Regions from separate parts of the Homo sapiens genome. Here region 2 is linked to region 1. Evidence: chromatin contacts called from ENCODE POLR2A ChIA-PET data. All regions are on one chromosome and are shown on one strand. Each heading gives the region's core, a stretch centred on a gene start or an enhancer-like site at or near the end of the contact. The rest is flanking DNA. Distances are from core to core; before and after follow the strand shown.

Region 1 (6,438 bases), core at 2,453-4,952:
CTCCCATCTTCATCACCACTGCTATCACAGCCTTCATCACCATCACAACAGTCACCTTCACTACAACTGTCACCATCAATCACCATCATCACCACCATCTCTGAAAACATCACTGTGATGTTACCACCACCATTGCTACTACCACCGTCGTCACTTTCGTCACCTTCAGCCCCATCGCAACCATCATCATCACCACCATCATCACTTCCGTCATCACCACCACGACCTCTACCACCACCATCGCTACTGCCACTACCATGATGACCACCATCACCACTGCAACCATTCTATCACCATCATCATCACCACCACAACCGTTATTATCATCATCATCATCACCATGTTAGATATGAGTTCTAAATTTATTTTCAAAGAATTAATATGTCAGTATGTTCAATTCTTTGCCTTCTACTTTTAAACTTAACTTCCTCGTAAAGCAGCTTTTTCGATTACCTACTCCACCCTGACTCATTCTGATCACCTGCTCCACCCTAACTCATTCCGATTACCTGCTACCTGCTCTGCCCTGACTCCCGCCAAAGCACTCACCCCGTCATTCTCTTTAAATTAGCCAATCGGCATTAGTTTAGCCTGCGCGGTCTAATCCTAGCCAATAGGGGAACGACACAGCAGCAGGGGCCACCTGAGTCAGGGATAAGAACCCCTTCCCCTCCCATGTCCGAATGTGCGCTCGCCACTGTTCCATCTGTAAGGGCACACCCTTCTATATTGAAGTAACTTGCCTTGCTGAGAATTAAAAGGAAAATTTTATATTCAAGTGCTATTTCTTTCACGTCACCGAAACTTTATATATAACAACCACCACCACAACCGCTATCATCAGCATCAGCATCATCACCACCACCACCACCTTCACTACTGTAATTGTTCATGCTAAGAATACAAACAACCCCCTTGCAGCTCTCTCCTGTGGGTGTCTTTCAGTCTTAATTCAGTGTGATCTCTTTCCTTTACCTCCATAATACCATACTCCATTCATTTCCCACCCCCACCCCTCATCTCTCTGGCCATTCTCGTCCTGTCTCCTCTATTAGCTGCCTCTCCATTCCTTTATTTTTTTTAATTTTTTTCTATTGCCTTTGCACAAATTAACATTGCCTGAGTTTTTAAATGAATTACTCAGGGTTCTTTTTCCACTCTATAATCTCTCCCTAAATGATTTAATCCATGACCGTGTCTTCAGTTGCCACCAGGGCTACTTTCTTGCAGTGGTTTTTTTGTTTGTTTGCCTGTTTGTTTGTTCCTTTTTGTTCCTGTTGTATCTAGTGATACAAGAGCTAAAAAGATATTATTCAGGCAACTGGTGAGGGTAAGAGAGTCCTCAGTAAGGCTTCCCTGTTAACAAAAAGCAGCCCCAAAATCATTTCTTTTCGTCTTTACCTCCACTACCAATATAACCACCACCTTTGCTATTTTCACCCCATCATTATCACCACTGCTATCACAGCCTTCGTCACCATCACCACAACAATCACCTTCACTGCAGCTGTCACCTTCAATCACCATCATCACCACCATCTCTGAAAATATCACCATAATGTAACCATCACCATCGCTACTACCATCACCGTCACTTTCATCATCTTCACCATCATCGCAACCATCGTCATCATCACCATCATCCCTTCCTTCATCGTCACCACCACCACCTATAGCTCCACCATCACTCCTGCCACTACCATGATTACCACCATCACCACCACAACCGTTATTATCACCATCATCATCATCACCACCACGACAAAGAGCAGTCTGCAAAATCGAGCTACAAACATAAATAAGCAAGCTGGAAGTTTGCAAAGGTAAATGCAGCGGCTGTGCCAATAGGAAAAGGCTTCCTGGGGGCAGGCATGTTCAACATGGAGGTTCCCTCTTCCCTTTTTTTTTTTTTTTTTTTTTTTTGAGACAGAGTCTCGCTCTTTCGCCCAGGCCAGACTGCAGTGGCGCTATCTCGGGTCACTGCAAGCCCCGCCTTCCGGGTTCACGCCATTCTCCTGCCTCAGCCTCCCGAGTAGCTGGGACTACAGGCGCCCGCCACCGCGCCCGGCTAATTTTTTGTATTTTTAGTAGAGACGGGGTTTCACCATGTTCCCTTTTCTTTATCACCACGTGTGCAGTAAAAAAGCAGGCAACATAGTGCCAGCCAGGTAGAGACCCCATCTGCATAGTAAAAGATGAGGATGGGGCGGCCAGCTTCTTTGCGTGCTATGCAAACAGCACACCCAGTCCGACCAATCTCTCGGTTCCTGTGTAAATCAGACAGCTCCTCCTCAAGCTCGGCTATAAAACCCCATGTATTTCACCACGAGACCAGAAGACTCACTTGGGAGCCCCTCTCTCTCTGCAGGATAGAGCTTTTCTCTTTTTTCTCTTCTCTTGCCTGTTAAACTTCTGCTCTGAAACTCACTTTTTTTTTTTTTTTTTTAGATGAAGTCTCACTCTGTCACCCAGGCTGGAAGGAACTGGCGCAATCTTCGCTCACGGCAACCTCTGCCTCCCGGGTTCAAACAATTCTCCCGCTTCAGCCTTCCGAGTAGCTGGGATTACAGGCATGCGCCACCATGCCCAGCTAATTTTTGTATTTTTAGTACAGACAGGGTTTCACCATGTTGGCTTGGCTGGTCTTGAACTCCTGACCTCAGGTGATCCGCCCGTCTCAGCCTCCCAAAGTGCTGGGATTACAAGGGTGAGCCACAGTGCTCGGCCTTAAATTCACTTCTTGTGCATCCGCATCCTTGATTTACTTGGCATGAGAGGATGAACCCCAGACAACAACACTGCTTCAGTAGGAAGTCTGGTGTTTTAAGTCTAATGAAGAGCTTCAGAAGAGTTTTAAGCAGGGGAGCCGGGTGCAGTGGCTCACACCGGTAATCTCAACACTGGGAGACTGAGGCAGAAGGATTGCTTGAGCCCAGAAATTCAAGACAAGCCTGGGCTACAAAGCGAGGCCCTGTCTCTCTTCAAAAAAAAAAATAAAAACTAAAAAAAATTAGCCAGGCGTGGTGGCATGCACCTGTAGTCCTAACGATTCAGAGGACTGAGGTGGGAGGATCGCTGGAGCCCAGGAGTTTGAGGTTGCAGTGAGCTATGATTGTGCCACGGCACTCCAGCCTGGGTAACAGAGCAAGACCCACATAAATAAATAAATAAATATTTGCTGGAGGAAGGGTAGATTTACAGACTTTTTCTCCCAAGTCCTGTGACTGGTTAGGGTTGGTCCAAATAACCAAATAATGTATTACCTTCTATGAGACTTTGGGACTCTTAACTTCTTATGGCTCAGCAATCATAACCAGTAAGTATCATCTACTGGGGGAAGAGAAAGATATGTTAAAATGACTCCTCTGGAAACTTCAGATACCAACACAGACACCCTAAAATCTGGTTTACTCACCTCAAAGCCACAGGCTTATTTAAGATTTATTTTGGCCCCAAAGGCACTTCCTAATCCTCAGACAATGTGATGTAACTTTCAGGGCATTTCCTCGTTAGGGTTTACCAACTCAATCATCCCAAAGGTGATCAACAATAGCTAGGCAGAAAAGGTACAGCAAATAAACGAAAAGCAGAACCATGAGTCTGATGGCGAAAGAGGGGAAGCAGTTTGCTTTTCTGATAGCAATTTCATGAGTCAGCTGACCTAAGATACATACTTCAATTCTCATGGGATTTCTTGAGCTAGGAAAGGTGGTTGGCTTACGGCACAGTAGAGAGCTTCCAGGGCTGGCTGGCGTGGGATACCCGTACCACAGAAATGCAGGGACCATTGCTTCTTCCAGGTATGTGTGACTGTAACAATGACTGAGGCTTAACCTATCCCCCAGTCAGGGACCACTTGGTTCAACAATTGGTTATTTTCTCCTCCTCTTTCTTCTGCTCTGAACACTCTCACCTTTTCCCTTTGGAGTGTGGTTTCCTTCCTGACTACCCTATTCAAAGTATGCTCTCGAATATCCCTAAAATGTTCCTATCCAATCTAGTAGCTTGGTTTTTTGTTTGTTTTGTTTGTTTGTTTTGTTTTGTTTTTTGAGACAGAATCTCACTCTGTCACCCAGGTTGGAGTGCAGTGGCGCAATCTTGACTCACTGAAACCTCTGCCTCCCGGGTTCAAGTGATTCTCCTGCCTCAGCCTCCTGAGTAGCTGGGATTACAGGCACACATCACCACACCTGGCTAATTTTTGTATTTTTAGTAGAGATGGGGTTTCACCATGTTGCCCTGGCTGGTCTCGAACTCCTGACCTCAGGTGATCCACCCGCCTCAGCCTGCCAAAGTGCTAGGATTACAGGCATGAGCCACCGCACCCGGTCTCTAATACGTTGTTCATCTTCCTCTTGGCAAGTTTTGTTTTCTAATTGATGTCTTCTCCTTCTTGATAACTTCTGCAAACTAGCCCTGCCCTGACTTTTTTCCTTTTTCTCTTGCTATTCTTTCTTCTCCCTCCTTTATCATTTTCCTGTGACAAGAAAATAAATGATAATTTTATTATTAATTTTAGAGGTCATTATATTAAGTGAAATAACTCAAACACCAAAAGACAAATGCCTCATGTTCTTGTTTATCAGTGGGAGCTAAATAATGTGGACACATGGACATAGAGAGTAGAATGATAGACGATGAAGACTGGGAAGGCTGAGGGAGTAGAAGGACAGTGGAAAATAAGAAGTTACCTAATGGTTACAATGTACATCATTTGGATGGTGGATACTCTAAAAGCCCTGACTTCACCACTATGAAATCTATGCGTGTAACAAAATTACACTTGTATCCCATAAATTTATACAAAGAAAATAATGATAACCAACATTTTTGAAAACTCACTATGCACCTTACATGTATTAATCTGTTGCATCATCAGTATGCTCATGGGGTATCCTCATCTTACAGATAAGAAAACTGGGGCACAGGTTATGTTATTTGTCCAACATCACACAGCTAGTAAATAAGAGAGCTGGGATTTGAATCCAAACCATCTGTCTCCAGATCTTTGCTATAATGCTCCTCCCACAGGATCCTTACTGGGATCTTCTGTTTTTCTACTCCCTCTCCCTATGGGAATCTCCTAATTCCATGGCTTCAACCACCATCTCTGTACGGATGAAATCCCATCCATCTTTCCAGCTCCAGATGAATTAACAATATTGATAGTCCCAATATCAATCAAAGCTTACATTTATTAAGCAGCTACTTTAGCCTGGCATTAGGCTTAAATTGCTTTACATTGTCACATAGCATCTGCACATTACAGATAAGAAATTGCATCATAGAGAGGTTCTGTGAATTTCTCAAAGCCTCACAGCTATTCTGCTGCAGAGGCAGCTGATAGGCTGTAAATTCTATCAAAATAATACAAGCTACACTTAAATCCTAATGCCATGTCTCCCTCACCTTTGCAACCCCTAGCATAGCATCTTATATATAAGAGGTGTTTCAGTATATGTGGAATCAAATGTGAAAGAAGCCTGCCTTTTTGCAACTGGAGACAGAGTCCTCCACACTTCTGAGGTGGATTATTAGTGAATTTTGGTTATCCAGGAACTTTTAGCCCATATCACTGGATGGTACAGGCAAGGGTGATGATATGAGCATTGGGTCAAGAATTAGGATTCCAGGGTTGGGCATGGAGGCTCATACCTATAATCCCAAAGCTTTGGAAGGCAAGGCGGGAAGATTGCTTGAGCCAGGAGTTCAAGACCAGACTGAGCAACATAGCAAGACTCTGTCTCCAAGAAACATTAAAAAAAAAAATTAGCCAGTCATGGTGGCACACACCTGCAGTCCCAGCTACCCTGGAGGCTGAGGTGGGAGGATCGCTTGAGCTCAGGAGTTCAAGGTTACAATGAGCTGTGATTGCATCACTGCACTCCAGCCTGAGCAACAGAGCTCAAATGATAATATAGGCAGCAAGCTAGAGCAATTAGGCAAAAAGAGAGAAAGAAAAAGCATCCAAATGGGAAAGGAGGAAGTCAGATGGTGACAGAGGCAGCCAGTATCAGTGGAGGACTTCCTGCCTGACATTGTGCTCTACACAGTCCCTCATTTAGGTCATCTCCAAAACCCCACAAAGTAGGTCATACTGCCACCCTATTTCACATAAGGAAGCTTAGAGAAGTTAAACAACTTACCCAAATTTGCCCAACTAGTGTGCCAGCCACTTAACCCCAGGGGACCTGTTTCCTCATCTACAAAATAAGTCAGTGGATGATTTCTAAAGTTTCTTAGAACTCTGGGATTCTGACACACCGATGACTCTTCAGAAACCCTAACTTAAGACCTTTGCCCAAATTAGTGAGTACAGGCTTGCTGGTTAGACTAAAGACTAGTCTTAAGGAAACATGATGGTCCCCCAGACTGCCTGAGTTTTAGGAACAGGGTAACACTATTCAGCCATATGGTTTATCAGTTGGCCCTGTGAGC
Region 2 (7,022 bases), core at 1,705-4,204, 1.4 Mb before region 1:
AGCCCCACCCTCAGGGCACACTTCCTAGGACCAGAGGGGCCTGGCCTCAACCTGAGCCCTGGGAGGGGAGGGGAACTAGAGGTGTCACGTGCCTCCACAGTGGCCAGGATGACCACGCAGGGAACCCATGGCACTGTGGATTCAGTTGCTGTACCACTTGATGGCAGAAAATTTGAGAGTGATCTATGAGAACATGAAGTGCTGAGCCTGTGTAGTGAGCAGGACATCAAGGGCTGACTCGCAGGGGCTCATGGCCTCAGCAACCCTGGCCTTATATCTGCAGTGCAAGTGGTCTGCAACCCTGGACTGGCCCAGCGCGCCATGGCTGCCCCTGTGCCTTGACCCACTGTGCCATGGCCATTGTACCACCCAGAGGTTTCAAGGCCCTGCCCGGTGCACTGCCTGCCTCCTTGAAGCCATCTCTCAGTGCTTTCCAGCTGCTACTGCAGCCGCAGCTGGTGCCACCACAGAGTGCCTTCCAGCAGCCAGCGCAGGATTTCCAGGCGGTAGGGATGCCCTGAAGCCGTGGCCTCAGCAGCTCCTTGGTGGCAACTAGGCCAGCTAGGGCAGTGATGATGACTGGGACGACAAGTGGGATGGCAGCTCCATGACGGTGAACGATCCAGGTGCACTGGGCAGAGGTGCATACCTGGAGCTCGACGGCTCCCTGGGTCCCCACGTGGGCAGGAGCTCGGTCACTGTGAGCCGCAACCTCAACCGCTACTCTGCCTTCATCAAGTCGGGAAGGGAGGCCTTCGTGCTTGGCGAGGCGTTGGGCTCTGTGAAAGACAGGGACAAGCTGTGTGCATGGTGCTGTTGGTGCTTGGCCCCATGGCCCCAAGTGGCAGGAAAACCCCTACCCCATGGCCCCAAGTGGCAGGAGAACCCAGTGCACCGCTGGCGACACCACTCAGTAGAACAAGTTCAAGGACATAAAGACCTACTTCTCCTGCAAGCTGGTGCACGGCGCGACAAGCCCTTGAACCGGCTGGATGCGTGTCTAGTGAAGTTCCCAGTCGTCTCCATGCTCCACCTGCCCGAGAACAGGGCCACGGGCTGCCTCCAGAGGGACTCCATCTCCATGCACAGGAAGAGCCTGATTTGCGGGATGAGCCACACGGCTGGCCGCCTGGTGTTGGTGCAATGCCACGTCCTCCAGCACTTCCTGACGTGGCCCAGCAACACTGCGAGGAGGCCTGGAAACAGGGCAAGAGGAAGGGTGAGAAGGGTGGCATGGTGGGGGTCAGCTCCTTCCTGACCCTGAGCACTACCCCCACCACTGCCCTCAACCTGCAGGAGGTGGAGAGCAAGATGGATAGCTGCAGATGCTTGCCCAGGAAGGTGGACAACAGCGCTGCTGCTCAGCCACAGGGCATGGAGCTCACTGCCAGCAGGTGAGGGGCTTCAAGAAGGAGCATCAGCAGGCGGCCAGCCCTTCTGTGGCCTCAGCCAGGCCTTGGAGTGGGCCCAGCAGGCCTCTGGGTGGTCCTGAACCAAACCATCCCCTTCCCCGAGGTGCCTGTGATGCCATTGGCAAGCTCTTCCCGGATTGGCCCAGGCAGGACCTGGACCCCGTCTCGGACCTGTTAGTGCGGTCCCAGGAGCACTGGGCCAACTTCCCAGACCACCTCCACGTTCACAGAGGAGCTCTTACCAGAGTCACGGGGAGCAGGAGACTCGTGGGAGGAGGGAAGATGGAGGTGCGGCGGCTGATGGCGTTCAGGAGCGCGGGACACGAGTTCTTTGGGCGCTCTGGCTGAAATTCACCATCTCTATCCAATTCCAGTAGAGACTTGAGATCACAGATGCAGCACTGTTTACCACAACAGATATTTTTTCCAAAAAGTGACCCAGAATTCGGAACCAGCTCTTCACAAAAATGGAGTGTTGAATTGGGGATTTTTTTTTCTGGTTCAAGGATAATTTCTACGGCAGAACAAAAATTGCTATCAAAGAGCCATGGCCAACTATTCATGGTGGTACAAGGATGGTTTTGTGCTCAACTGAGGCCGGTTGAATAGAGAATTACATAGGAAATAAAGAGCGAACATGGTGATGGAGTAGAAACAGCACCACGTGTTGTAATTTTGTAGGCATCGGTACTACGGAAGTTCCTTCCTTCCTTCTCTCCTTCCTGCTGTCTGAGCCTCCTCCCAGCATTGGGCATCCCCTGGGCCTGGGTCTGTGCTGGGAGAGACACAAAGGACACCATTGGCTGCAGGCCAGGGACTGGCATGGTCAGGGGAGCCTGGTGAAGTCAGAGTGTTCCCTGAGGATCAGTCCTGGGATGACCAGGTCCAACTGACCAGGCAACCAGGGCCCCATCACCCGGGCCTTCCATGACCTGGCCCTCACTAAATGGGCCCCGATGACCAGGTCTCCACCGACCTGGTCCCCCATTGACCAATCCCCAATATCCAGGACACACTGACCAACCCTGCCGACCAAGTTTTCACTGACCAGGCCCCCGATGACCAGGTTTATTGATTGGGCTCCCTCTGACTAGGAGCCTGCTGACCAGGATGTCACTGACCAGGCCCCACTGACAGCCACCCCCCCTCACCCCTCCCCCACCTCTGCCAGGCCCCGATGGATTAGGTCCAATGATCAGGCAGCCACTGGCCAGGGCTGCACTGACCCCTACTGATCAGTCACCTGCTGACCAGGCCCCTGAAGACCAGGTTCACACTCACCAGGCACAAGGCCCCACTGACGAGGCCCCCACTCACCAAGCCCTCACTGACTCACTGACTAGGTCCCCCTGATGAGGCCCTCACTGCCTGGACCCCACTAACTAGGCCTCATCAATGAGACTTTCACTGACCAGACCCTACTTACCCAGGACCCCAATGACCAGGCCTCACTATCCAGGACCCACTGATGGCCTAGGTCTCCACTGACCAGGCCCCCACTGACTGGACCCAACTGACCAGGTCCTTAACTGACGAGATTCTGACTGGCCAGGTCCTTAACTGACGAGGTTCTGACTGGCCAGGTCCTTAACTGACGAGATTCTGACTGGCCAGGTCCTTAACTGACGAGGTTCTGACTGGCCAGGTCCTTAACTGACGAGGTTCTGACTGGCCAGGTCCTTAACTGACGAGGTTCTGACTGGCCAGGTCCTTAACTGACGAGCTTCTGACTGGCCAGGTCCTTAACTGACGAGGTTCTGACTGGCCAGGTCCTTAACTGACGAGGTTCTGACTGGCCAGGTCCTTAATGACCAGACCTTTACTGACTAGGCCCCACTACCCAGGACTCCCACTGACTTGGCCCAACTGACAAGGCCCCCACTGACCAGGTCCTCACTAACCATGTCCCTACTGACCAGGCCCCCAGTGACTGGGCCCAACTGACAAGGTTCCAACTGACCAGGTCCTTAACCGACAAGGTTCTGACTGACCAGGTCCTCAGTGACCAGACCTTTACTGACTAGGCCTCACTAACCAGGACCCCAGTGATCCAGGCCTTTACTGAATAGGCCCCACTCTCCAGGGCCTCAAAGACCAGGTCCCTACTAACCAAGTCTCTCTGAATAGACCCTTACTGACTAGACCCCACAAACCAGGACCTCAGTGACCAAGCTCCCATTGACCAGGTCCCACTGGCCAGGCCCCAGTTGATGAGGCCCCGCTAACCACATCCAACACTGACCAGGTCCCACTGAGCAGGCCCCAGCTCTCCAGGCCCCCAGTGGCCAGGTTTCACTACCTAGGCCCCACTGACCAGGCTCCTTCTAACAAGGGTCCCCTGACCAGGTCCCATTGACAAGTCCCCACTGACTAGGTCCCCACTGATGAGGCTCCAACTTACCAGGACCCCACTGACCAAACCTCCACTGACCAGGCCCCACTAGCCAGGCCCCACTGATGAGACTCCCACTGACTTGGGCCCAACTGACAAGACCCCCTCAGACCAGGTCCCACTGACCGGGCCCAAAGTGACAAGGTTCCAACTGACCAGGTCCTTAATGACCAGACCTTTAGGGACCAGGCCCCCTTACCCAAGTCCCCACTGACCAGTCCTCCAGTGACTAGGCCTCACTATCCAAGACCCACTGATGAGGCTTCCATTGCCAGGTCCCCACTGACTAGAGCTCACTGACACGGCCCCAACAGATGAGGTTCTGGCTGACCAGGCCCTGAATGACCAGACCTTTACTGACTAGGCCCCACTACCCAGGACTCCAGTGCCCAGGTCCCTACTGACCAAGTCCCACTGACTAGGCCCTCGCTGACCAGGTCCCCACTGACTGGGCCCCAACTAAGAAAATTCCAACTGACCATGTCCTTACTGAATAGACCTTTACTGACTAGGCCCCACTACCCAGGAGCCCAACGACCAGGCCCTCACTGCCAGGCTTCCACTGACCACCTTTCTATTGAACAGGCTCCAGTGGCCAGGTTTCCAATGACTAGGTCCCCATAGACCAGACCCCCAATAATCAGATCACACTGACCCAGCTTCCGCTGACCAGGCGCCCACTGACCAGGTCCTCACTGATGAGGTGCCAAGTGACTAAGTCCTTAACTCGAGGACCCATGATCAGTCCCCTCTGACCAGGCCACAGCTGACCAGGCCTCCCACAGACCAGATCCTCACCGAGCAGGTCCCTGCTGACAACACCCCCATTTACTAGGTGTTTTCTGACTATGTCCCCAAGGACCGTGTCCCCATTCACAAAGCCTCCGCTGACCGGGCCCCCATTGACTAGGACACATTGTTTAGGTCCCATTGATCAGGCCCCGCTGAGCAGGCCACAATGTCCAGGTCCCACAGATCAGGCCCCCACTGACCAGACCACAATGTTCAGGTCCCACTGACAAGGCCCCCGCTGACCAGGCCACAATGTCCAGGTCCTACTGATCAGGCCCCGCTGAGCAGGCCACAATGTCCAGGTCCCACTGACAAGGCCCCTGTTGATCAAGCCATAAGGTCGAGGTACCCACTGACCAGGCCTCAGCTGACCAGGCCACAATGTCCAGGTTCCCACTGATCAGACCCCCGCTGACCAGGCCACAATGTCCAGGTCCCACTGACAAGGCCCCCACTGACCAGGCCACAATGTCCAGGTCCCACTGACAAGGCCCCTGTTGACCAAGCCACAAGGTCCAGGTCCCCACTGACCAGACCAGGCCTCGGCTGACCAGGCCACAATGTCCAGGTTCCCACTGACCAGGCCCCTCAGCCATGGTGCTCAAAGTCCGTTCCTGTGGCCCCCACTCAGCCCACAGACTCTCCCCTCCCCACATCTGCACTCACAGGCCAGGCCCCTGAGGGTCTTTTTGGGACAGGGCCCCTCCTCCAGGACACAGGGAGGGACAGCTGGCCTTAGGCTCCAGGCGCCCAGCTTCACACTCGCCCCCCACAAGGCCCTATGGGCTCATCTCAAAGGGACAGTAAATTGGCATGGCACCACCTGGACCTTTTGCTGAGCTGCAGTCCAGGGAATGGAGGGATGTTTGTCACACCAGGCATCCTTTGTGCTAGGCATCCCAAGCCCTTCCCGTGGAGTCTGGATCTAGAGACACAGTGCAGATGCGGTGAGGTGACCAGCCCAGGACCCTCGAGGCTGAGCTTAGGAACACATGAGGACTGTCCCCAGATGTGGGCGAAGGATTACCTAGGTGCCGAGGCAAGAGACTGAAGGCACAAACTGTTTCAGTATAATAAAGAAAATAGTTAGAATAAGAATAGTCATAATACAAATTAGATACAGAGATGATCATGGACAATTATCAATCATTAATATAAACATTATTAATCATTAGCTTTTAATATTACTCTTTGTTGCATTACTAATATAACCTAGGAATAACCGACGAGTAGAGAGGGTCAGGTGCTGAAGGGACAATGTGAGAAGTGACCTAGAAGGCAAGAGGTGAACCCTCTGTCACGCCTGCATAAGGGCCGCATGAGGGCTCCTTGGTCAAGCGGTTAATGCCAGTGTCTGGGAAGGCGCCCGTAACTTAGCAGACCGCGAAATGGAGTCTCCTTTCCTCGGAGGACTCAGGGAACACTCTGCTCCACCAGCTTCTTGTGGAAGGCTGGATATTATCTAGGCCTACCCGCAGCCTAAACCCCTCCCTGTGGTGCTGTGTTCCAATGGTCATGACGCTCCTTGTCCACTTTCATGTTCCTCCCGTACTCCTGGTTCCTCTTTGAAGTTTGTAGTAGACAGCGGTAGAAGAAATAGTGAGTCTTAAAGTCTTTGATCTTTCTTATAAGTGCATAGAAGAAAACGCTGACATATGCTGCGTTCTCTCTCTGCTTCCGCTACCTAAAAGGGAAGGGCCCCCTGTCCTATGATCACGTGACTTGCTTGACTTTGTCAATCACTTGGAAGATTCACCCTCCTTCCCTGCCCTCCTTGTCTTGTACGCAATAAATTTCAGCACGCCCAGTCATTCGGGACCACTACCGGTCTCCGTGTCTTGGTAGTAGTGGTCCCCTGGGCCCAGCTGTTTTCTCTTCATCTCTTTGTCTTGTGTCTTTATTTCTTACAATCTCTCATCTCCGCACACAGGGAGAACACCCGCTAAGCCCCGTAGGGCTGGACCGTACACCCAGACAGCCAGAAGACTCTGCTAGTTTCTCAGTCCTTCCTTCCTTCCTTTTTTTTTTCTTTTTCCCCTCACTATATTGCCCAGGCTGGTCTTGCACTCCTGGACTCAAGCGATCCACCCGCCTTGATCTCCCAAAGTGCTGGGATTACAGGCGTGCGCCACCACGCCTGGCCTCAGTATGTCATTTCTTACCAGTTACCTTCCTCCACCAAGAAGCCCCTAGATGCCAAGTCAGTGAGAAGAGGAAGGCGGTCAAAGAATCCATGGAAAGAAAGTGACACAGGCTTAGGATGTGGGGGTGCCACATGCTGGGAGGAGGTGCAGGCAGAAGGAAGAATGGACAGAAGGAAGGAAGGGCTGCTGGAGCCCAGCCACCCAGGGACAGAGGTGATCACGGACCCTCCCAGGAATGCTTTGCACGGACCATCATGAATGTTCCAGAAGTCACTGGAACCC

The links. ChIA-PET counts read pairs that join two places held with the same protein, here RNA polymerase II (POLR2A).
Region 2: POLR2A ChIA-PET joins it to region 1 with 12 read pairs in naive thymus-derived CD8-positive, alpha-beta T cell. The contact joins the promoter of LINC00905 here to the promoter of ADGRE3 in region 1. POLR2A ChIA-PET finds 5 or more read pairs at or near these places in 2 of 52 experiments (naive thymus-derived CD4-positive, alpha-beta T cell and naive thymus-derived CD8-positive, alpha-beta T cell).

What each region holds. Positions count from the first base shown.
Region 1 is chr19:14,672,108-14,678,545 of GRCh38, reverse strand. ADGRE3 (adhesion G protein-coupled receptor E3) reads left to right here and starts at 3,702. Exons shown (of 16, transcript NM_032571.5): 1 at 3,702-3,800. The coding sequence starts at 3,776.
Region 2 is chr19:16,029,645-16,036,666 of GRCh38, reverse strand. LINC00905 (long intergenic non-protein coding RNA 905) reads right to left here and starts at 2,954. Exons shown (of 5, transcript NR_024335.2): 1 at 2,839-2,954; 2 at 1,655-2,187; 3 at 945-1,196; 4 at 650-779. It also overlaps the pseudogene SNX33P1. RefSeq lists an enhancer at 1,069-1,570.